Regions from separate parts of the Homo sapiens genome. Here all the other regions are linked to region 2. Evidence: chromatin loops called from intact Hi-C (ENCODE). Cell type or tissue: CD4-positive, alpha-beta T cell. All regions are shown on one strand. Region 1 overlaps LINC01619 (long intergenic non-protein coding RNA 1619). Region 2 has its middle 100 kb from the start of LINC02404. Region 3 overlaps LINC01619 (long intergenic non-protein coding RNA 1619).

Region 1 (8,000 bases), 77 kb after region 2:
GGGCCTGATTTCTCATCATTTCCACTCTACTCCAAGCCACATCATTGCTTGTTTTGACTGCAGTGATACCTTCTTAACTGGCCCCCATCTTCTGCTCCTGCCCCCTACTATATCTTCTTACCACAGCCAGAATGCTCCTTTTAAAACATAAATGTAATCATATTACTTTCTTCTAATGGTTTCTAATCCCATTCAGAATAAACCATGGCCTACAAATCCTTTAGGATCTGGCAGCTTCCTTCCTTTCCAATCACATCTCCAACTCTTTTCTTTATCTGTTACCCTCTCCAGGCATGCCAAGCTCATCTTCAAGTCATTGCTCTATTGCCTCCCATCACTTGGAGTCTCTTCCTACTGATCTTTGCATGACTGTCTCTGTCTTGTCATATAGTCCTCAGTGTAAATATTGACCCCTCAGGCAGGCCATCCTTGAACATCCAATCTAAAGAAGCCATTCATTACAAAACTGTGAATCTACGTTGATGCCCTGTGTACACTTTTTATTTTTCGCATTTTTTTTTCTCAGTTACCTTCATGGTGTCATGATCGTGTTTTTGTTATTTTGTGGTTGTTGTTTGTTTTCTCCTGCTAGAACCTCCAACGAAAGCAGCACCCAGCCAGGCATGGTGGCTCACGCCTGTAACCTAGCACTTTGGGAGACCAAGTCAGGTGGATCGCTTGAGCTCAGAAGTTCAAGACCAGCCTGGGCAACATAGTGAAACCCCATCTCTACACAAAAATATGAAAATTAGCCATGCATGGTGGTGCACACCTCTAGTCTCAGCTACTCAAGAGTCTGAGGTGGGAGGATTGCTCGAGCCCAGGAGGTTGAGGCTGCAGTGAGCCGAGATTGTGCCACTGCACTCCAGTGTGGGTGACAAAGTGAGACCCTGTTTCCGAAAAAAAAAAGAAAGAAAGAAAAAAGTAGCACCGCAACTTGCCTCGATCATTACTATATATACACAGTGTGTAGAACAGTTCTTAATGAACGGTAAGCACTTTCTTCTACTTTGTAGAATAAATAAACGAATGGAGAAATGAACAAATGAGTGAATTCCTCCCTCTTTCTCACGTCTGTAATCTCTTCCTCTTCACTGTCTTCTTATTCACCCCCTCCCACCACCCAGCCTAAAACTTTGTTGAAATCTCTTACATCATTCAAAAATAAAAATTTTCTTTAATCATCTCTAAATTCTCTCCATCCTTTCTTCTCCCTTGTTTATATAAACTTTTCAAAAGCATACTCTACAATTAGAGTATGTTCTTCTCTAGCTTCTGACCCTCCACCCTGGGGAAACTGTTCCAGTTGAGGAAACAAAAGTCCTCTTAAATGCCAAATCAAATGGCCATTTTCAGCCCTTGCATTACTGTACCCCACTGTTGTATCAGATGGTGTCTCTTCTTCCTCCTATCTTGACCCCTTACCATTTCTTCTTCCTATTTGTACCTCTCTGACTATTCCCTCTCTGTTCTCTTCTTAAGGCAACAACCTTGACTTCGTCATACAATTTTCATGATTCCCCTTTCAGTCCTCTACCATTTATTCATTGTCCTATGGCTCGGGTCACTTTGAATCCATGGTTCATGGCCCTTCTGTCTTTACTCTCTCTTCCTACCTGATTTCATCCTCTCTTAGGACTTCAAATGTCCCCTAAAATCAGATTTTTTAAAAAGCTCTACCTCCAGTCTAGAACTCTTGCCCAAATCTGTATATACTCAGATATCCCATAATCACTTCAAACTCAGCATGTCCAACTCCGTAAAGTCTGAGTTAGTACCCCCATTTTATAATAAGAAAACTGAGACTTAGCAGTTAGACATTTCACCTAAGAGCACTTAACTGGGGAATGGTAAAGCTGGAATTTAAATACAATTCTCCCAGTCACCAAAGCCCATTTTGTTCCACCATGTTACCATGTCTTTGTGTTACAAGAGTAGAAAGTTGACAATAGCCAAAATATCTTTCTAGAGAGTAGTTACATGTATGATGAAATGCCAAAAGATGAAATTTTACACTGCTAATAGAAAGGATAATTTTGATGTATGTTTAATAGGAAAAATGCTCATGACATATATTGAAATTTTTTAAGTGAGACATAAAACTATGTATATTAAAATCCTAATCTGGTTCTTATGATTAGAATAAAGTCTGGAAAGAAAACAAAAAACACTTAATGTTATCATTATGTGATATCATAATTATAGTTTAAATAATTGCCTTTTTCCCTCTACCAGCTCATTTCTGCTCTCTACTAATGCCCCCAATTTCCTTTTAGAGAATCACTTCTTCCTCACTTATGGATCTTGATGATAATAATTGAGGTTCTTTGCTCCCCGTAAGGGAAGTTGAAAAGGATCTCTGGCAGTTCCTTAGCCAGATCTTTTTGCTTATTAGTGCAGTATAAGCCAAAGAGCTTGCTGCATCCTAACATGAGCTAATAAGACTTTTTAGCTGAGCTACACTGGGACACACACACAAAAATGATATATTTCATTCAATTCTATTGCACCTGAACTAGGCAGTCAAGTTTTTACTACATTGATGCCTAGAGCTGCCCTTCTTTTTGTCCTATTTCTAAACTGACTCTCCGGTCTCCTGCTCGTTCTGGATGGGAAACACTCTTACATCCTTTTAATATATTTTCTTTTTTGAGCTGGACACAGTGGCTCATGTCTGTAATCCTAACACTTTGGGAGGCTGAGGTGGGAGAATTGCTTGAGGCCAGGAGTTTGAGAACAGCCTGGTCAACATAGCGAGACTCCATCTCTACGAAAAAGATTTTTTTTTTTTAAATTAGCCGGGTGTGGTGGTACACACCTGTAGTCAGTCCTAGCTATTCATGAGGCAGAGATGGGAGGATAGCTTGTGACCAGGAGTTAAAGGTTATAGGGAGCTGTGACTGTGCCACTGCACTGGGTGACAGAGCAAGACCATTTATCTAAAAAGTAAATACATGAATTTTCTTTTTTGACTAAATTAGCTCTTAATTGGTTTCTGTTACTTATAGCCAAAGAACTCTGACTGATAGATGTCTTTATTTTCTATCTTTCTACATTAAACGTGTTTTGTCTTTATATTCAAAATAAATAAGGAAATGAAAAATTAAAGATCCAGTCCTAAAATAGTAAAATATATGGTCAGAAATGCATGTGACTATAAGAAACCTGGATTAGATGTGTAGCTTAATCTCTACTAATCCATGACTGTTTCTGGTAAGTCACCCCACTCTGTGTTGTCATTCCATACTAACAGCAGATCAATGGCATTACCTTCATATACAGACAGGAAATATTTTGATCTGTGTTTCTAATAAGTTTGTGGCCAACAAGACCCTATCAAAGCAAGGCGTGGCTTATACTGGAAAATAAATGCATTCATTTGGTCAAGTGATCCATTTGTTGAATGCTTTCTTCACTCCATTCAGTGGGTATACAAAAATAAATGGTACCCAGTTTCTGTTCCTGAGAAATTCCTCACCATATTTTGAAGCAAATGCACAGCAGATAAATTGCAAAAAGATGTGGTAAGTGCTATTACAGAGATATGAACATAAAGCAGAAAGGAAAGAACCGTCAGTTTAAAGATTCTAAATACAAGAAAGAAAATAACAAAAGCCTCAGCATTAACTGTTTTAACTAAAAAGTATGTTATAGCCAACAGTGAATATATGCTTATTTGCAAAAAGGAAGATCAAGCTGATGAGAAAGCATGCGAAGTTTGCTATTATCCTTTCAGTGGCAAAAGCATATTAAAGGCTATGATTTTCATTTCTTTTAAAAAGTGCATCTAATAAGTTAAAGATAAAACTTTAATTTTTAGTATTAAATCCCTTTAAAACATTGTAATGACCTTGCCATCAACCTATTTTAATAAAAGAAATTCACCATCAGCATCCCCTCCTACTCAACTTATTTAGTATTTATTTATTTCCAAAATCCAATCCCCATTTTCTCAGTACCCAGAGTACTGAAGTAATGAAGTCCCACTGAAGGACCCACCTAGATTCTGTCTCTTCACCAAGTGTAGGGTAAAATGGGTGGAGTTCTCCTAAACGTATCTTTACATCATTCTACGCCTATTATGGGTTTCTTTCTCACAAGACATGATCTGATACCTGCCTACACCAGAATATTGACAGAGGCGGTGACTCACTCTGCCACCACTTCCAGGTAACATGTTTACATTTAGACTGAAGCCTTCTACAGAAAATATCTTAACTGAAAGAAAGAATAATGACCCTGTTCGTGGAAGTTTTGAATATGATAGACCAAAAACAAAATAAAACATCAAAAAATCTAGACCCAGAGAGTCTAACTCAGTAATTCTGATGAGAGGTCTTAGAAAAATAAATCCATCTGTATAAAAATTTTTAATATTCTCCTTTCTTAGAAGATACTAATATTGGGAAAGAAGTTTGGATATTTAAGGAATGATTAAATAAATAAACATTTCATCTTACCCCGAAATAGCCAAATAAGCTCCAAGCAAAAATCTAGCCCAGGAACATACACACAGAGATGCTTCCGGGACAGGCCACATGTGAAGCTGTTTATGTCTTATGACCTCTACTTTCCCTGTCTCTGCCCTTCCAGGGTCAACTCCAATCCTCACAGGAGCAATTTAGAAATAATGACAGAGGATGAACTTTTTTTTTTCTGAACTAGTTTTTTTTGTTGTTGTTTATTTCTTAAAAAAAAAAGGGATACATGTGCAGAACTTGCAAGTTTGTTACACAGGTATACATGTGCCATAGTGGTTTGCTGCACCTATTGACCCGTCCTCTAAGTTCCCGCCCCTCATCCTTCATCCCTCAACAGACCCTGGTGTGTGTTGTTCCTTTCTCTGTGTCCATGTGTTCTCATCATTCAGCTCCCACTTATGAGTGAGAACATGCAGTATTTGGTTTTCTGTTCCTGTGTTGGTTTGCTGAGGTTGACGGCTTCCAGCTTCATCCATGTCCTGCAAAGAACATGATCTCATTCCTTTTTATGGCTGCATAGTATTCCATGGTGTACATGAACCACATTTTCTTTATCCAGTCTGTCATTGATGGGCATTTTGGTGGGTTCCATGTCTTTGCTATTTTAAATAGTGCTGCAATAAACATATGTGTGCATGTGTCTTTACAGTAGAATGATTTATATTCTTTTGGGTATAAACCCAGTAATGGGATTGCTGGGTCAAATGGTATTTCTGGTTCTAGATCCTTGAGAAATCGCCATACTGTCTTCCACAATGGTTGAATTAATTTACATTCCCACAAACAGTGTAAAGTGTTCCTATTTCTCCACAGCCTTGCCAACATCTATTGTTTCCTGACTTCTTAAAAATCACCATTCTAACTTGCAATCAGATGGTGTCTCATTGTGGTTTTGATTTGGATTTCAAAATGATCAGTGATGTCGAGCTTTTTCTCATATGTTTGTTGGCCGTGTAAATGTCTTCTTATGAGAAGTGTCTGTTAATATCCTTTGCCCACTTTTACATGGGGTGGCTGGCCATATTACCTGAAGTAATTTATAGATTCAATGCTATTCTCATCAAACTACCACTGACATTCTTCACAGAATTAGAAAAAAACTATTTTAAATTTCATATGGAATTAGAGAAGATCCCACATAGCCAAGACAATCCTAAGCAAAAAAACAAAGCTGGAGGCATCATGCTACCTTACTTCAAACTATACTACAAGGCTACAGTAACCAAAACAGCATGGTACTGGTACCAAAACAGACATATAGACCAATGGAGCAGAACAGAGACCTCAGAAATAACACCAAACATCTGCAACCATCTGATCTTCAACAAACCTGACAAAAACAAGCAATGGGGAAATGGTCTCCTATTCAGTAAATAGTGCTGGGAAAACTGGCTAGTCACATGCAAAAAATTGAAACTGGACCCCTTCCTTATACCTTACACAAAAATTAATTCAAGATGGATTAAAGATTGGATGTAAAACCCAAAACTATAAAAACTCTAGAAGAAAACCTAGGCAATACCATTCAGGACATAGGCATGGGCAAAGACTTCATGACAAGAACGCCAAAAGCAATTGCAACGAAAGCCAAAACTGAAAAACGGGATCTAATTAAACTAAAGAGCTTCTGCACAGCAAAAGAAATTATCATCAGAGTGAACGGGCAACCTACAGAATGGGAGGAAATTTTTGCAATCTATCCATCTGACAAAGGGCTAATATCCAGAATTTATAAGGAACTTAAACATATTTACAAGAGGATGAGCTTTGGAATCAAACAGACCTGCGTTAATAAGTAGACTCTGACACTTATTAATAATATGATCTTGAGCAAGTTACTAAATCTCTCTGAACCTTAGTCTTTTCATCTGGAAAATGAAAAATTAATTTATTTCTTGCAGGTCTCTATGAAATTTAAGTGATTCTATATAAGCACCTCATCTGACACATAGAATATGTTCAATTCAGTGGCTATTAGTACACAAGGAGTCATGCTTTTGCTGGCAGTAACAATACACCCAACCTTGCCCTTCCCTAAAAATGACATACAGTTCAAAAAGATTCCTTCTTTTCCTTTCCAAATCCCATAAATAACAAACAATCAAACATGTCTATGCCTTATTTGATAATGTCTGTAAACCAGCCAATCCAAACCTGAAAATGCCAGCTGATGGCTTTGCATTACAAAGTACCTCTGCTGAAATGAAGATGCTTGGAGAGCTGAGACTTGAATTTAAAAGAGTGTCAGTTGTGTCCCACTGTTCTATCACGTGAGGTATTCCAGAATAACTGGTGTCTACAGAATTATTCATACAAGGTGTCAGTGGGCTCATAGGCTTCAAAGGAAGGTCAAAAAGAACTGGCCTCCAGTCTCAGCACATGAACCCTTGGCCACTCTGTGTGGGCCCAGGAGAGTGGAGGTATAGGTGTGTGAGAGAGCCTAAGGAGGATTATCATTTCCTGTTTCTATATTCATACTGTGTTCAGGCAGGAACTCTAAGTACATTTCTTACCCATCAGCATTTTCAGAATTAGAAAATGAGAGGGCTGAGAAGGAAGTTAGAAACCATCAGTGTATGTAGCATTTCTCAAGGTGTGTGGACTCTGCCTCCCATCTATGGAATCCCTAAAGATGGGGTCAGTAATCTTTTTTTTTTTTTTGAGACGGAGCCTCACTTTGTCACCCAGGCTGGAGTTCAGTGGCATGATCTCGGCTCACTGCAACCTTCACCTCCTGGATTCAAGTGATCCTACTGCCTCAGCCTCCCTAGTAGCTGGGATTACAGGTGTGTGCCACCATGCCTGGCTTATATTTGTATGTTTAGCAGATAACGGGATTTCACCATGTTGGCCAGGCAGGTCTCGAATTACTGACCTCAAGTGATCCACCCACCTCAGCCTCCCAAAGTGCTGGGACTACAGGCGTGAGCCACCGTGCCTGGCTGTAACCTGCATTTTTTTAAACAAGCATCCCAGGAGATTCTAAAGCATGTTTAAGATTGAAAACCACTGAGCCAACCCAAATGTTCCCATTTCAAAGTGAGGGCATTAAAGCCTGAAGAAAATGAATGGTTTGTATAAAGCAGTATCTTAACCTCAGTGCTATTGATAGTTTGGTGGTGTATAACCCTTCAAGGTGGGGAGCCGTCCTGTGTACTGTAGGATGTTTAGCAGCATCCCTGGCTTCTACCAAGTGGATGACACTAGCAGCCCTTCTGGTGTGACAACCTAGTGTTTTCAGAAATGGCCAAGGCAAAATCGCCCCGGGTGAGAATCACTGTCTAAAGTCACAGGGATCATCAGGAGTGGAGACAGACCAGCGTACAGTGTCCTGATTCACAGCTCAGCCATATCCCTGCATCTGCTGGCTCCTCTTCTCTTGCAGTGGGAAGCAAAATGAGAGGGAGGGGGTCCCAGGCCATAAAGGTCACTGGGTGAGAACATGGAAGTCAGAGCAAGTAACAGTGCTGCTTTTTGTGGGGGGGGGGCGACCTGGAACATTCCACCTGGCTTTTTCGA
Region 2 (8,000 bases):
ACAGAAATATGCAAAATCTCCCCAAGCAGGCAACATGACCATCTGGCCAGAGTAGACCTTCCCTGTAAACTCATTAGAGTTATTAATGTGATAATCTTAAAAGGGTAGTTGGTCAACCATGGAACACAGAAAAATGAGAGTCCCAGAGACAAAGACTAACAGTGCATGTGCAGTGCTAATCAGGGGAGAGAAGCATTTGGTTACCAGGCAAAAACATTAGGGCGGCTTCGCTGGTACCCCTGTAGTGGAGAAAAGAGCCTCTAGTTATTTTAGTTGAGGTGTATTTCTTTAGATCAATCAACTCTCTTTAATCTAATTTATGCTTACCAGGTAAATGCCTGATTAGTTTGCCTATAGGGAGGCTCTAGGCATTCAAGTATTTTGGTAACATACTAAAGTAGCATTCTCTGAATAAAGTATGGACTTTAATTAATGTTAATGTATCAGTATTGGTTCATTGATTGTAACAAATGTGCCACCCTAAAGTAAGATGTTAATAATAGGGGAAGCTGGGTGTGGAGTATGTGGGAATTCTCTGTACCATCTTTAATTTTTCTGTAAATCAGACTGTTGTAAAAAATAAAGGCCATTACATAATAATAATAAAGTAGGATTCTGCTTAAACACCAGTCTGTTTGTTTGTTTAGTGTGCTATTTCCCTGAACATTTACTCTACTTTCAGAAAACACAGCATCAGAAGTGGAGGGCCAACATATAACAGAACCCGCTAAAGTAAAGGCTATGTCATAAGGGCTATAACATTGTCAGCTGGTCAACCTTCCCTGGTGAAATGCCTTCACTTTCATAAGCTACCTTTGTAACTTTAATATGGCTCAAGATAGGGCCAAGGCAGGCAGGTGCAAGATCCTTGATGCTTCATCTTGCTGTTAAACTACAGCATTGTAAATTCTTAAGCAATTCATCCTAAAATTAGGAGTGATGAGGCTGAGCTTACATATGGGTACTTGTGACTTGAAAAGTTAGTTGTAGAACAAGATGAAAAATTGAAAACAGGGGAAACCTAGTCCCTACTAACTGGGTGGTATTGGACAAGTCATTTACTGCTCTGAGCCTAAATTTTTCATATAAAGAATTGTAGATTACTTACGCCACTCATCTATAGAGCCTTTATAAGGATCAAAATCCATACGAAATTCTTTTCTAAAGTGTATGTAACTACACAAACCTTAGTGTTGCTACCATAGATCTTGAGTATAGTGACAGCTCTCTTGTACGCAGTACTTACCACAAGCCGTGTGCTGTTCCAAGCATATTTTGTATATTAACTCATTTCATGCTCACAATAATCCTGTAGCAAATTCTGTGACGTGTCACTCCAAAACTGACCACAGGATCAAGACCCTTATTTCCCCAGCTATTTAATACAGTGTTGGCGAATGACCACTCAGAGCTGAGTTGCTCTCCAGAAGTTGCTTTCAGCCAAAGGAACTGCCTCATTCAAGGTTATGAGCCCTCACTGTGGGTAGTCCACTTCCAATGCCTAGTTGTTGCGGGTGAGAGAGGGCAAAGCCTCAGCTTCCTTGCCTTATTATGAGACCGCTCTCTAAAGGGCCATCCAGCTCCCCAGCTTCCATGGTGGGCTGAGGCCTCTGTTGCACCTGCATCTCTTCCCCATCCTGCTCCTCTCCCCCTGTTACAGCGCTATTCCTCAGAAGCTTCCCCAGTGAGCCATCTACACACAATGGTCTGTCCTCAGAGCCTGCTTTTGGGAGCATTGAACATAAGACGGGTGCTATGGAGTACTGTCATTTCCTTTTTAAAAAACGTTTATTTTAAGGCCAGGGGCGGTGGCTCATGCTTGTAATTGCAGCACTTTGGGAAGCCAAGGTGGGTGGATCACCTGAGGTCAGGAGTTCGAGACTAGCCTGGCCAACATGGTGAAACCCCATCTCTACTAAAAATATAAAAATTAGCCAGTTGTGGTGGCAGGCACCTGTAATCCCAGATACTTAGGAGGCTGAGGCAGGGAAATCACTTGAACCTGGGAGGCAGAGGTTGCAGTGAGCCGAGATTACACCACTGCACTCCAGCCTGGGCCACAGAATGAGACTCTGTCTCAAAACAACAACAAAAACAACAACAACAACAACTTTTCTTTTAGAATCAGGGGTACATGTGTCAGTTGTTAGAAAGGTATATTGCATGATGCTGAGGTTTGGAGTACAAATGAATCTCCATCACCCAGGTAGGGAGCATAGTGCCCAAAGAGTAGTTTTTCAACCCTTGGACCCCTCCTCTACTTCCCTTCTAGTAATCTCCATTGTCTATTGTTATTATCTTTATGTTCATGCGTATTCAGTTTTTAACTCTCACTTGTAAGTGAGAACATGTGATATTTGATTTTCTGTTTCTGTATTAGTTTTCTCATGATAATGGCCTCCAGCTGTATCCATGTTGCTGCAAAGGACATGATTTTGTTCTTTTTTATGGCTGCATAGTATTCCGTGGTGAATATGTAGCACATTTTCTTTATTCAATCCAGAGTTGATGGACTACTGGGTTGATTCCATGTCTTTGATATTGTGAATAGTGCTGCAATGAACATACAAGTGCATCTGTCTTTTTGGTAGAACAATTTATTTTCCTTTGTATTATCCTGATTGTCAAGAGGTATAGTAACTTACCTGAGTTCATGTGGCTAGTAAATAGCAGAGCCAAGATCTGAGAGCAGGCCATCTAGAAAATGTTTTTACTGTGACATTTGGCACAGGCATCTCTCTCAGTGAATAGACTGTGTCGGATGTGTTGTTTGATTAATGTCTGTGCTAGAAGCAGAACCCAAGGACATGGGTATTGGTTGCAGTCACAACTTCAATGGAAGAGAAAAGCTACTCTGGAAAAACAGTGAGATAAATTTAAATATGAATATTTGGGGGTTAATCCAGGATGGAGGAGATGAGAAGAGAGAGTGAAGGGAGATGTGGGGCAATTTAACTGAGGGAGTGCTGTGGGCTGTGTGATGTGTTTCTCCCTGTGACATGCCTTCCCGCAAATGTCTTCAGTAAAATCTGGCCGGGCGCGGTGGCTCACGCCTGTAATCCCAGCACTTTGGGAGGCCGAGGCGGGTGGATCATGAGGTCAGGAGATCGAGACCATCCTGGCTAACAAGGTGAAACCCCGTCTCTACTAAAAATACAAAAAATTAGCCGGGCGCGGTGGCAGGCGCCTGTAGTCCCAGCTACTCGGGAGGCTGAGGCAGGAGAATGGCGTGAACCCGGGAAGCGGAGCTTGCAGTGAGCCGAGATTGCGCCACTGCAGTCCGCAGTCCGGCCTGGGCGACAGAGCGAGACTCCGTCTCAAAAAAAAAAAAAAAAAAAATCTACCCAACGTGGGAAAAGTTAGACATTGTATTTATTTGTTAGGGCTGCCATAGCAAAGTACCACAAACTGAATGGCTTCAACAACAAAAATGTATTGCCACAGTTCTGGAGGTTAAAAGTTCAAGATCAAAGTGTTGGCAGGGTGGGGTCTTTCTGAGGGTGGTGAAGGAAGGATGTGTTTCATGCCTGTCTTTTAGCATCTGATGGCTTCCCTGCAATCTTTGATATTCCTTGCTGTATAAACACATCACTGATCTCTGCTTCATCTTCCCGTGGCGTTCTCCCTGTGTCTGTGTTCATATTTCCTCTTTGTATAAAGGCAACAGTCATACTGGTTTAGAGGCCCACATTAACCCAGTATGACCTCATCTTAACTATTTATATCTGCAACAACTCTATTTCCAAATAGGGTCACATTCTGAGATACTAGGGGTTAGGACCTCACCATATAAATTTTTGTGGCACATAATCTAATTCATAATCAATGTAGATTAGATTTCTTGTGCAAATGTGTGAAAGGATTGGGTTCTACATCTGAGTGAATGTGGTGACAAACAGAGACAACTTATCTACCATGAGATGAGGACAGTAAGATTATGAGTCCTGGGAGATAGGTAGAGGGGTCTACAGCTCTCTCAAGTTGAAAAATTGGAATTAGAGGCAAGCCTACATGTGTCTCAAGCAGTGACAGACTGCTATGATTTGAATGTTTGTCCCCTCCAAAACTCGTGTTGGAAACTTAATCCCCAATGCAACAGTGTTGGGAGGTAGGGCATAATGGAAGTTGTTTATGTCATGAGGGCTCTGCCCTAGTGAATAAATTCATTCTGCAATAAAAATGGCTTTCAGGAGTGGGTTCATCCGCTTCTGCTCTTCTGCCGTGCAAAGAACAGCATTCCTCCCCCATCCACACACACATACACACACGCACACACAGGCAGACGCACACACATATGTGCACACACACACGCACGCGCACACGCACACACACAGGATGCAGCATTCAAAGCGTCATCATGGTGGCTGGGTGTAGTGGCTCACGCCTGTAATCCCAGCACTTTGGGAGGCTGAGGCATGTGGATCACTTGAGCTCAGGAGTTCGAGACCAGCCTGGCCAACATGGTGAAACCCCGTCTCTACAAAAAAATAACAAATAGTAGCCAGACATGGTGGCATCTGTGTGTTGTCCCAGTTACTCAGGAGGCTGAGGCAGGAGAGTCACTTGAGCCTGGGAGGTGAAGACTGCAGTAAGCCCAGATCACACCACTGCACTCCAGCCTGGGTGACAGAGTGAGACCCTGTCTCAAAAAAAAAAAAAAAAAAAAAAAAAAAAAAAAATTACTATCATGGAAATGAAGACTGAACCCTTATCAGACATCCAACCTGCTGGCACCCTAATCATTTTAGACTTGCCAGCCTCCAGAAGTATGAGAAATAAATGTCTGTTCTTTATAAATTACCCAACCTCCAATATTCTTTTAAAATAGCACAAAACAAACTGAGATAAAGACCTAGCTAAAATCTGGATGATAATGGCTTAAAATGAAGTAAATTCAAGGGTCACTATCAATTGCCTCTCCAATATGAACTTAAGACCTTATAGAACCAACTCTATCCTTTTAACCTCCCCAAAAGATCATCTACTCTTGTAAATCTTCAGGTCCATTAAAAGGAATTACTTCTCCTATTTCTTTTACATGCTTTGATATGTCTAATACACAAGGAAATAGCTTACTGGAGATTGATTATTAGATTACTAGATTTCTGTAAGGGAGGTCATAGTACCTAGACCACTTGTGAAAATATACAATTTTTTATGATGCAGCACTGCTATGGCAAGACAAATACAGATAATTTTTCTTGATATCTGACTTAAAGAAAGGCTGAGAGTACAAGTAAAATAGTGCTATATAGTATAAAATTTTCTACTCAAATTACCTGAGCTAAATCCACCTCTGGCATTTACTAGCTGTGTGACTTTGAGCAATTTATTTGATGTTTCTGTGACTCGGTTCCCTTGTCTGTTAAATGGGGATAATAATAATAATAGACCCCATCTCAATGGGCTCTTATGAGAATTAAAGGACTTAAGGGAGTAAGACACTTAGAATGCTGGCTCTCATGTAGTAAGCTCTTGATCAATGGCAGCTATTATAGTATTGTCAAAATAGCAACTGTCTTTCACACGACCAAAATGTTTTGCCACTGGCGCAGTTATAAGATAGGCTCAAAATAAGCACAACTCTTAAAATTAAGTAGAACAGAGGAAATGTTCTGCTTGCAGACTTATTTTGACTGTTGGATGAAATTTAAATCACTGGTCAGGGGCCAGACAATATTCACCAAATACTTAGGCCATTTTACATATTTCAGATAAAAATTGCCCAAGCCCAGTCTCTATATCATCAGCCAAGGCAACTGCATACTTATAAATAAAACTTCTTGGCTCAAGCCTCTGATGATAATAATTTAATTATATGTTTAGTCCATTAACATCATCAAATAAAAATTCTGATTGCTTAAGAATATAAATTATATGAAAATCTGGCTCTCTGGAAACAAAACAAAACAAACAAACAAAAAAGAATATAAATACCAAGCCAACATGCAATTTCAGAGTAACCATTATCTTTTTCTCATTTTAAAAATGTTTTGATAGAATGATTTATTTTCTTTGGCTATAAACCAGTAATGGGATTGCTGGGTCAAATGGTAGCTCTGCTTTAAGCACTTTGAGAAGACTCCAAACTGATTTCCATAATGGCTGAACTAACTTACATTCCCACCAACAGTGTATGAGCATCCCTTTTCTCTGCAGCCTCGCCAGCATCTGTTGTTTTTTGACTTTTTAATAATAGCATTCTGACTGGTGTGAGATGGTACCTCATTGTGGTTTGATTTGCATTTCTCTGATGATGAGTAATGATTAGCTTTTTTCATATATTCATGGGTTCTTGTATGTCTTCTTTTGATAAATGTCTGTTCATATCATTTGCCCATTGTTTAATGGGGTTAATTTGTTTTTTGCTTGTTGATTTAAGTTCCCTATAGATTCTACGTATTAGGCCTTTTTCAGATGCATAGTTTGTGAATATCTTCTCCCACTCTATAGGTTGTCTGTTTACTCTGCCGATAGTTTCTTTTGCTGTGCAGAAGCTCTTTAGTTTAACTAAGTCCCACTTGTCAATTTTTGTTTTTGTTGCAATTGCTTCTGAAAACTTAGCCAAAAATTATTTGCCAAGGCCAATATCAAGAAGAGTATTTCCTAAGTTGTCTTCTAGGATTTTTATATTTTGAGATCTTATGTATAAATCTTTGATCCATTTTGAGTTGATTTTTTTACATGATAAAAGGTAGGGGTCCAGCTTCAATCTTCTGCATAGGGCTAGCCAATACCCCAGAACCATTTATTGATTAATGAGTCCTTTCCCCATTGTTTTTGTTGGTCTCGTCGAAGACAAATCGTTATAGGTGTGTGGCTTTATTTCTGAGTTTTCTATTCTGTTCTATTGGTCCGTACGTCTGTTTTTGTACCAGTACCATGCTGTTTTGATTACTGTATGTTCACTGCTGTGCTATTCACAATAGCAAAAACTTGGAATCAACCCAGGTTCCCATCAATGGCAGACTGAATAAATAAAAGGTGGTACATATACACCAAGGAATACTATGCAGCCAAAAAAATGAAATCGTGCCCTTTGCTGCAACATGGATGCAATTGGAGGCCATAATCCTAAGCAAATTAATGAAGAAACAGAAAGCCGAATATTGCATGTTCTCACTTACAAGCGGGAGCCAAACAATGAGCACACATGAACACAAATATGAGAATAGACACCATGGACTTCTGAGGGGGTAGGAAAAAAGGAAAAAAGGGTAAAAAACTACCTGTTGGGTACTCAGCATCACACAAAATTCCCATGTAACAAACCTCCACATGTATCGCCTGTATCAAAAATAAAAGTAAAAATTAAAAAAATATATATCTTGGGGGAGAAAATAATGACACCTCATAGACAATAACTGTTATGAGAAGAATTGGGATCCATTTAAAAATTACAATGCTAGATTGAGTTTAAACAAGATTATAAAAGACAGAGATCTGATTTATTCACCAAGTTTGACCGTTAAAGAAAACCCCAACATGATGGGGCTCCTATCTTAGCAAAACCTGCCCATTACCTCAGCTTTATAAATCCCATCACATAGAAGACAACAGAGGTTCTGCAACTGCAAAATGAGAAAATAAAAATATGTTTTTCAGGGCACCATTGAAGAATCAAGGAGAGATAATTTATATAAAAGCAACCTGAAAACTATAAAATGTATATGTCTTAGCTATTATTATACTTATAAAGGGAGTTATGAGTTCTCAATAAGTACTAGATACTATTATGTGAAAACAAAATATAGTACAATGTTCAAAAGAAGTTATATTTGTGTACCACTTAAGAGTTTACAGGACATTTTTATATTTATTATATCTGTTCACTCTCATACTATCTCTGAAGGAAGGCAGGCAGGCAGTCATAGTTATATTTGTTTACCAAGAATAACTCTGAAGCTCAAGATAACATACATGGCAAAGCCAAGACTAAAGCATTCATTTTCTTTTGTGATCTCAGATCATGGCTCTTTTGTGCTTCTTTCAAAACAAGG
Region 3 (8,000 bases), 52 kb after region 2:
CAGGCATGCACTACCATGCCCAGCCATTTAAAAAAAAAATCTCTTTTGTAGAAATGGGGTCTTGCTGTGTTGCCTAGGCTAGTCCCAAACTCCTGGGCTCAAGCAATCCTCCCACCTTGGCCTCCCAAAGTGTTGGGATTATAGGTGTGAGCCACCACAGCTGGCCAAGACTACAAGGTTTTTACTTAAACGTTTTTTCTCTTAAATCTAAATTACCTTTCTTCCATACCAAAAATCCTAGTTCCTGATACCAACATAATTTCACTTGCTTTATCCCATAATGCACACAACAGTCTCAAGAAGAACGAGAGAGAGAGACAGAGAGAGAGAAAGAGAGAGAGAGAAAAGAGAAAGAGAGGGAGGGAGGGAAGAAAGGAAGGAAAGAAGGAAAGCAGGAAGGCAGGCAGGCAGATGTAAACAGTAACAACACTATCATCAATAATAATTTTAAAAAACAATGTAAAATTGTTTCACAATTCTTTTTCTTAGGAGATATCTACATACTGTATCATTTGAAATCATTCCTCTCTGTGAGTATGCCACTAATTTGAGACTTAGGTTCATTCATGTCATTTCGCTTTCAAATTTCAGAGATTGCTTTGTTTCATGATTATTTTTTATAGTCGTGTTAAACATTTATATGCTTTTGAATTCAAAACAAAAACAAAATAGATTCAGACATATCTAGCTGTGAATCCTGTCCCCCACCACCTGGTTTCCACCCTCCTCCATAAATAATCGTTTCCTGCAATTGCTTTTAGCATAAGCAAATTTGTATTCAGATTCCTAGTTAAATAGTAGCATGGTGGACACATTTTTTTTCACCATGACTTTTTCTTACTTAGCAGTAAGCCCTAGGGGTTATTCCATAAACTTACTGATTTTTTTTTTTAAAAGTGTGTTACTTACTAGCCCAGGTGAAAAATTTTGTCTATAAAATGGGACCATTAGTAGGCAGCTGCTGGGAAAAAGAAGATTTAATCCAAGAGTATTATTTTTAAAAATATGCAGATTGGGGCTTTATAGTAAACCTTCATAAAATGACTCACCAAATTCACAGCATCGAGCTGGGAAAAATTAGAGTAGGTGGCTTTGCTTCTTACAGGCATACACAGTGTACAATTTTACCATGCAAAATGCTTTTGCTACTACAATTTTCCTTTGCTTTGCCTTTTTGAAAAGTAATGTTCCTTCCTATTTTAGTAGTACCATTTGCATTCCTATTATTCACACTGAACTGTGATTTCCATTTTTATCTTCCGTTTTTTACTTGTTTTCATTCCAGCATTTCTCCTCTTGGTCTTTGCCTTTCCTTTATCTTGCCCTTAAATGGAGGCCTCGTGTGCTATGGGAACAGTGCCATGAATTTTCTAACCATCATGCCAGGCCTCATCCCAATTTAATGATATAAGTTCCCTTGAACCATTGCCAACAAAGCTAGGACATCCCACACACATTTGCTATGGAAACACCTTCATGACTAATGGTCTCTCAAATTAAGGCATCTTAAAGTTAAAGCTAGAAATGGTATTCATTTTTTCAAAACATATTCTGCAGTCAAGGAAAAATATATAGCAGTTCTCTAAAAGTTATGAGTTGCTGTATTATTATAATACCCAGTTTCTCTGAGAGGTAGACTCCTACAAACCCAATCTCAAGGTGTGTGCAAAATGAACGCAAGAATTAGTTGATACTCCTCTGTGTCTTTAACTGAGTAGCCTCTGTTCTCCTCTGCTGTGTGTTTATGAGCTCAGGTCTTTGGATTGTGCCAAGTTCTTTACCTTAGAACAGAAGCAGAAACATTCAAGACCCTGCATGATTTGGATGCTGCCAAATCAGCAGATCACATCCCACCACTTTTCCCTCTCACACTGTCATAGCAAATTACACAGACTTCTTCAGGCCCACCAGGCCACTTTGTGCCTTTGTCCAAGCTATTGCCTCTGTCTAAGAAGACTGTGCTCATTTCCCAGGGGAATCTCTGTTTTATTCTTAAACACCTTGTTCAGGCATCACCTTCTCTAGCACACCTTCTTCTCCTCCCCAGTGAGAGCCGGCCCTTTTCTTTCTTCCATCTTTTCTTATGTATCCATGGATCTGTGACTATCTAGAGGGCAAAATAGATGTTCATTTGTTCCCCACTATGTGGCACCATGCCTGATTAGTACTGGTTCTGCTCAACCATAAATGATGGTTAATTAAATAACGGAATGAGTCAATGGGCATGTGATGTGCTCTCTTAGGTGTAAAAGGGAGACTACACTACCACCTACATACATGTTGCATTGAAATATCTGACTTAGATTTCCTCTGTTTCACATCTCTGTTTGGAAGGAATGGGGTTTTAACACACATCTCTGATTGCTGACCATGATGATTACCATAAAAATGGTGAGCATTATGGCCAGATGGAAATGAGATATGTTGATTAACTTGAATGAAGCAAAGTGGGCTTTGCCACTCTCTGTTCTTTTAACAACCCAGTCTTTAAAATCCATGCAGACGAACATCCCAGGAATCCTTTTCATCTTATATTGGGCTTTCCTATATGATGCCTCAATGCTCCTTACATTGGCTCAGCCTTGGCATATCCTTCTAATTGTCACCTTCCATTCCCTACCCACTGCTCCTAGTTGAAGACTGGCCTGCCCTGGAGTCATGTCTACACATCCTAATGAATGCGTGGCAAAAGTTGCTAATTTGATTGATTAATTTATCCAGCCCAATGAGGCAAGACAAGAGTAGTGACTCCCTGGTTAATTATAGTATGAATAACCTGTGTAAAATTATAGATGGACAGGCCTTATTCTTATGTGTTTCTTTTCAACCGGTCTGGGTTTGACAAAGGATCTCACTGTTCTTATTAAAGCAGTTTCATTATTCCAATGCTAAGGCAAGTTTTGGAACTGCCCAGTGAGAAGCAGAGTCACAGGACATACCTTATGCTCTCTAACAAATGCCATCCAAAAAACAGACACCACTGTTGTCCATCTCCTGGATGACAAAGCAGACACTTTGCAACACAGCAGAGGAGGCAGAAGGGAAACAGCTTCCTTTGCTGGTGACCAGCAGAAGCCACCCCTATTCCACTTATGCCTTTATAATCTCCAAATGCAATGGAATAATTTTGCATCAGGTTCCTGACCACAGAAATGAAACTTTTTTTCTTATTACATTTGTGTGTTTGTGATAGATGTGATTACTAAACACAGGTTTATTCGGAAGTTAACATATCTGTTGCACAAAAAGCCACTTCTCCAGCTCTTACTGAAGGGGTCATTGAGAAGTCAGAAATTCCAGTTCCTAAAAAGCTGGATGACTTTACTAATGCTGTCTTTTCTCAGTATCAGGCTTTATTACACCTTTTCCCAGAAGCCACTCTTCGTTTCCTAACTCTATCACAGCAGGGTTCAACAGAGTAGCTTTCTCCTATGCTAAACAAATGATTTTTTGAGATTTCTTTTCCACTCACTAAGCTTCCAGTACTATCTAAGTTTGCCAAATATCTCAAAGGAATTAAAGATCTAATTTAAGAGAAGATGGCAAGTGCCTTCTCAAAGAAACCGGGAGTACCCATCCTTAATGGTAAGAGTGACAAAGGAGGAAGCAGCAGTGGCCCATTTCCTCAGCCTCACTGAGCAGCATCTATGAAAAATGAGCTCAGCTGTTAACAGCCCGGGAGGGACTGCTATCTACCACATCACAGTCAGTTGAGAAGAACAGGATGTTCTGAGTACAGCATGAACCTCAAAGCTAGAGTCAAAAACCATATTTCCCAGGCAAGTGTTTACCTTTGTCTTCAATCTTCAAGAGAGAACGTTTCTGTTCTATGAAGAGTTAAGAAAACCCTGCCTGAGAAAGGAGCAGTGCAGAACTGATACACCTCTTTATTTTCACCTTATTAATGAAAAGAAAGCTCACTCTGGGTTGATAACAACATACCAATATAGGAAGAGTGCCAAAGTAACCCTGGCACTCTTCCTATATTCTTTTTTTTTATTATTGTATTTTAAGTTCTGGGATACCTGTGCAGAATGTGCAGGTTTGTTACATAGGTATACAAGTGCCGTGGTGGTTTGTTGCACCCATCAACCTGCCATCTACATTAGGTATTTCTCCTAATGCTATCCCTCCCCTGGAACCCCCACCCAATGTCAGGCCCCAGTGTGTGATGTTCCCCTCCCTGTGTCCATGTGTTCTCATTGTTCAACTCCCAATTATGAGTGAGAACATGCAGTGTTTGGTTTTCTGTTCCTGTATTAGTTGGCTGAGAATGATGGTTTCCAGCTTCATCCATGTCCCTGCAAAGGACATGAACTCATCCTTTTTGTGGCTACATAGTATTCCATGGTGTATATGTGCCACATTTTCTTTATCCAGTCTATCATTGATGGGCATTTGGGTTGGTTCCAAGTCTTTGCTATTGTGAATAGTGCTGCAATAAACATACGTGTGCATGTGTCTTTATAGTAGAATGATTTATAATCCTTTGGGTATATACCCAGTAATGGGATAGCTGTGTCAAATGGTATTTCTGGTTCTAGGTCCTTGAGGAATCATCATACTGTCTTCCACAATGGTTGAACAGGCACCCTACAGAATGGGAGAAAATTTTTGCAATCTATCCATCTGACAAAGAGCTAATATCCAAAATCTACAAGGAATTTAAACAGATTTACAAGAGAAAAACAAACAACCCCATCAAAAAGCAGGCGAAGGATATGAACAGACACATCTCAAAGGAGGACATTTATGTGGCCAATAAACCTATGAAAAAAAGCTCATCATCACTGGTCATTAGAGAAATGTAAATCAAAACCACAATTAGATACCATTTCACGCCAGTTATAATGGTGATCATTAAAAAATCAGGAAACAACAGATGCTGGAGAAGATGTGGAGAAATAGGAATGCTTTTACACTGTTGGTGGGAGTGTGCATTAGTTCTTCCTTGATTCTTAAAGGAACCATGCTTAATCTCCAGGTCTACTTGTTTACAGCTGAAGTGAGCCCCCAAGCAGTTATAGATTAAATTAGTTTGCATCAGGTAAATTGGTTTCCACCAAACTGAATGAAGGCACAGAAGCTGGTTGGGATTCTTCTGTTAAACATTGTCTAGTCTCGGAAAGCAAAAAATAATAATAATGAAAGGAGGCACTAACAAGGAAATGAAGTAAGTTTAATGCCTAAAAATAGCCATGCTTAGTAAATACTCATTTCTCATCCTCAGTGAGTCCCTTTGTAAACTGCAGTTAAAAATGAAGGCTTAAGATGTGCAATCCAGGAGCTGTCAGGCCTAACTTCTATCAAGTATCACTGCTTAGTTGATAGCTGGTTGAGCATAGAATTTTAGAATCAGACATATCTGGTTTTCATCTGGGTCTACTTCTACTCATCAAGGGATCTTATGAAAGTGAATTAACCTTTCTGAACCTGTTTCCTTTCTTAAAAAGAACTATTGTGATAATTAAATAAGAGAATGCATATAAAGGTTGTATACAAGTTTTGTCACTTAAGACATACTCAGTAAGTATTATTATTATTACTAAATCAGTATATTAATCAGGACTCAATTGATTGTAAGTAAAACCGATCTCAGTCAAACTGACCTAAACATAAAAGGAAAATTGTTGCCCCACATGATTGAAAACTTCAACGGCAAGTTAGATTCAGGCACATATGGACCTGGGCACTGAAATGAAGCCCCAGGTCTTGATGCTCACCCGAATCTTTTTCCCCACCTTCTTCCATCTTGTGCCTTTGTTTTGCTGTTTTGCCTTCATTCTTCTGCAGCCTTTTTTCAGAACAATTCTACACTTATATTTTCCCACCTGAGAAACCTTGGCCCTATCAAAAGCTCGCTCTCTATACCTCATTTATTGGATCATATGCCCTTCCATCTCTGACCAATCACTGTGGCAGAGAGATAGAGAGGAAGAGAGAGAGGGAGAACTCAAACTGACCAAGCTTGAGTCGTGTGCTCAACCTGGAGCTGGAGGGTGATGCCAGCCACACTAAACCCACAGAATTGAAAAAGGGAGAAGGGAGTGACCCGAAGAAGATAAGGGGGGCCTGTTACTCAAGAAAGAGAGCATGAATGCCAAGCAGATATACTTGCAGTCCAAAACTTAACTTTTGTTTTCTTAAAGATAGTTGCCAAGAAACAGATGAAATGCAAACTTCACCTTCAAACTGAGAGAACAAGGTCTGCAAAGATGGAACAACTTCTCCCTTCTAAGGTGAAAGAAATAGGAATATTGGATTCATAACCCCTTAAGATGTTGACTTGCCATAGGTATCACCAAAGGACGTTCCAAGAATAGAAATGTTCTTGATGTCAAGCTAAAGTTTACATGTAGCTGGCCCTTTTTGGTCACCACATATGGTTTGGGCACGTATTTATTTTGATTCATTTTGACTCTTTTAAATATGTTTTATCTGTATTTTATGTTGAAAATATATCTATCTAACTGCTTTCTTTTTATATGGCCCTAACCATGTCTCACTCAGAAATAGTGTCCCTTCATTCTAATGTGACTTCTTCCTAGTGTTTCACCATGCGGTGAATGAAGAGGGGTGCTGGAAATGTCCCCAGATGTTCTAACATACTTGCCAAAGCTGATTACAGCATTTTTGTTTAATTAAAACAAACTTACATGACATATTTCTTTTCATAAAGGTAGTTTTTGTTTAATTGTAGAAAAGTTAGAAGATACAAATAAGGGAAAACAAGGAGAAGAAGGGAGAGAGGGAGACATGAATGAAGAAAGAGAAGAAGAAAGGAGGGAGGGAGGAAGGGAAAGAGAAAAGAAGACTTGCAGAGAAAACTTATCATCCCCAGAGAAGCCATCATTAGCATCTAAATGTTCAGCTTTTCAAAGCCCCCACCCCTTTTTTTTAACTATATATGGTGGGGTTATTTTTACAAAAATGTGATCATAGTCTTTTTTTTATTTTTATTTATTTATTTTTTTTGAGGCACGGGGCTGGCTCTGTTTCTCAGACTGGAGTGCAGTGGCTTCCTGCAGCCTTGAACTTCTGGGCTCAAGCAATCCTCCCACTTCAGCCTCCAGAGTATGTGGGACTACAGGTGCATGCTGCCACCACACCTAGTTCTTTTTTTTTAGTAGAGACAGAGTCTGCCCAGGCTGTTATCAAACTCCTGGGCTCAAGTGATCCTCTCGCCTTGGCCAACCAAAGTGCTGGGATTACAGGTATGAACCATTGCACCTGGCTGAATCATACTTTTATAACTTGCTTGTTCCACTACTCCATATATCTAAATTATTAAATATTATTTCTACTAAATTCTTAATACTAGGAGTTCTTAACCTTTGAGTGATAGACAGGTTCCTGTTTAAATCTCTTTATATTACATGAAAATGTTGAGCATATGGAGATTTTTCTAGGGAGATGGTTCACAGCTTTTATTGAGCTCCCCAAGGGTGCCCACAATCAAAAATTTTTAAGGCCACTGTTTTACACCCTCATTTTAAATGGTAAAAATAGATATATCTGGAAGAGATATAAACAGACACATATCATGATTTTTTTAACCAAATTCTTGTTACACATTTAATTCCATCCCACTTTTGAACTATTATAAACAATATGCAGTGAACTTAGCTTTTAAAACTTTAACTACATAACTATTTCCCGTGATACTGGCAGAAATGACATTGCTGGGAATTTTTTCAGTGTGAAGTAACACAGATTGACAAATTGTCACAGCACTTAACAAGTGACTTTTTACACCATAGAACCCACCTTGTTCAGATACTACAGCTAGAACTGTATCATGAGAGAGCCACCCTCCTGCACATACTGCAGGAAGGAGCAACATTTCCTGCATTTGTTTGGTTTTGTTACCGACTTGCCGCCCTGCCTGCCACTTTGAGGCACAGTTGCAGCGCCTCTGTTTACATTTTTGGAGGACACGTGGACAAGCCCAGGCAAAGCCGAACAGCACACGGTACATCAATCACACAAGGAACATCTGC

The links. Hi-C counts contacts between places; a loop is a spot of excess contacts. Peaks named below come from ENCODE experiments on the same cell type or tissue, not always from the same donor. Only the 100,000 strongest peaks of a DNase experiment are listed, where the experiment ranks them.
Region 1: it touches region 2 in a loop (9-fold over the local background); 2 of 110 quality-filtered maps call a loop at or near these places.
Region 3: it touches region 2 in a loop (5-fold over the local background); 7 of 110 quality-filtered maps call a loop at or near these places.

The regions. Positions count from the first base shown.
Region 1 is chr12:92,051,946-92,059,945 of GRCh38, forward strand. All of the region lies in intron 1 of LINC01619 (long intergenic non-protein coding RNA 1619), which reads right to left. Among named protein-coding and RNA genes, the nearest start is that of LINC01619, 87 kb to the right of the region's middle. In CD4-positive, alpha-beta T cell, no CTCF peak of the experiment used is centred here; a DNase peak (open chromatin) is centred at 4,126; H3K27ac peaks cover 2,091 bases.
Region 2 is chr12:91,974,770-91,982,769 of GRCh38, forward strand. No RefSeq gene overlaps it. Among named protein-coding and RNA genes, the nearest start is that of LINC02404, 100 kb to the left of the region's middle. In CD4-positive, alpha-beta T cell, no CTCF peak of the experiment used is centred here; a DNase peak (open chromatin) is centred at 3,472; H3K27ac peaks cover 1,434 bases.
Region 3 is chr12:92,027,121-92,035,120 of GRCh38, forward strand. The region is part of intron 1 of LINC01619 (long intergenic non-protein coding RNA 1619); the gene reads right to left. Among named protein-coding and RNA genes, the nearest start is that of LINC01619, 110 kb to the right of the region's middle. RefSeq lists enhancers at 7,853-8,000, 7,871-8,000. In CD4-positive, alpha-beta T cell, no CTCF peak of the experiment used is centred here; DNase peaks (open chromatin) are centred at 3,701 and 7,941; H3K4me3 peaks cover 1,194 bases; H3K27ac peaks cover 5,980 bases.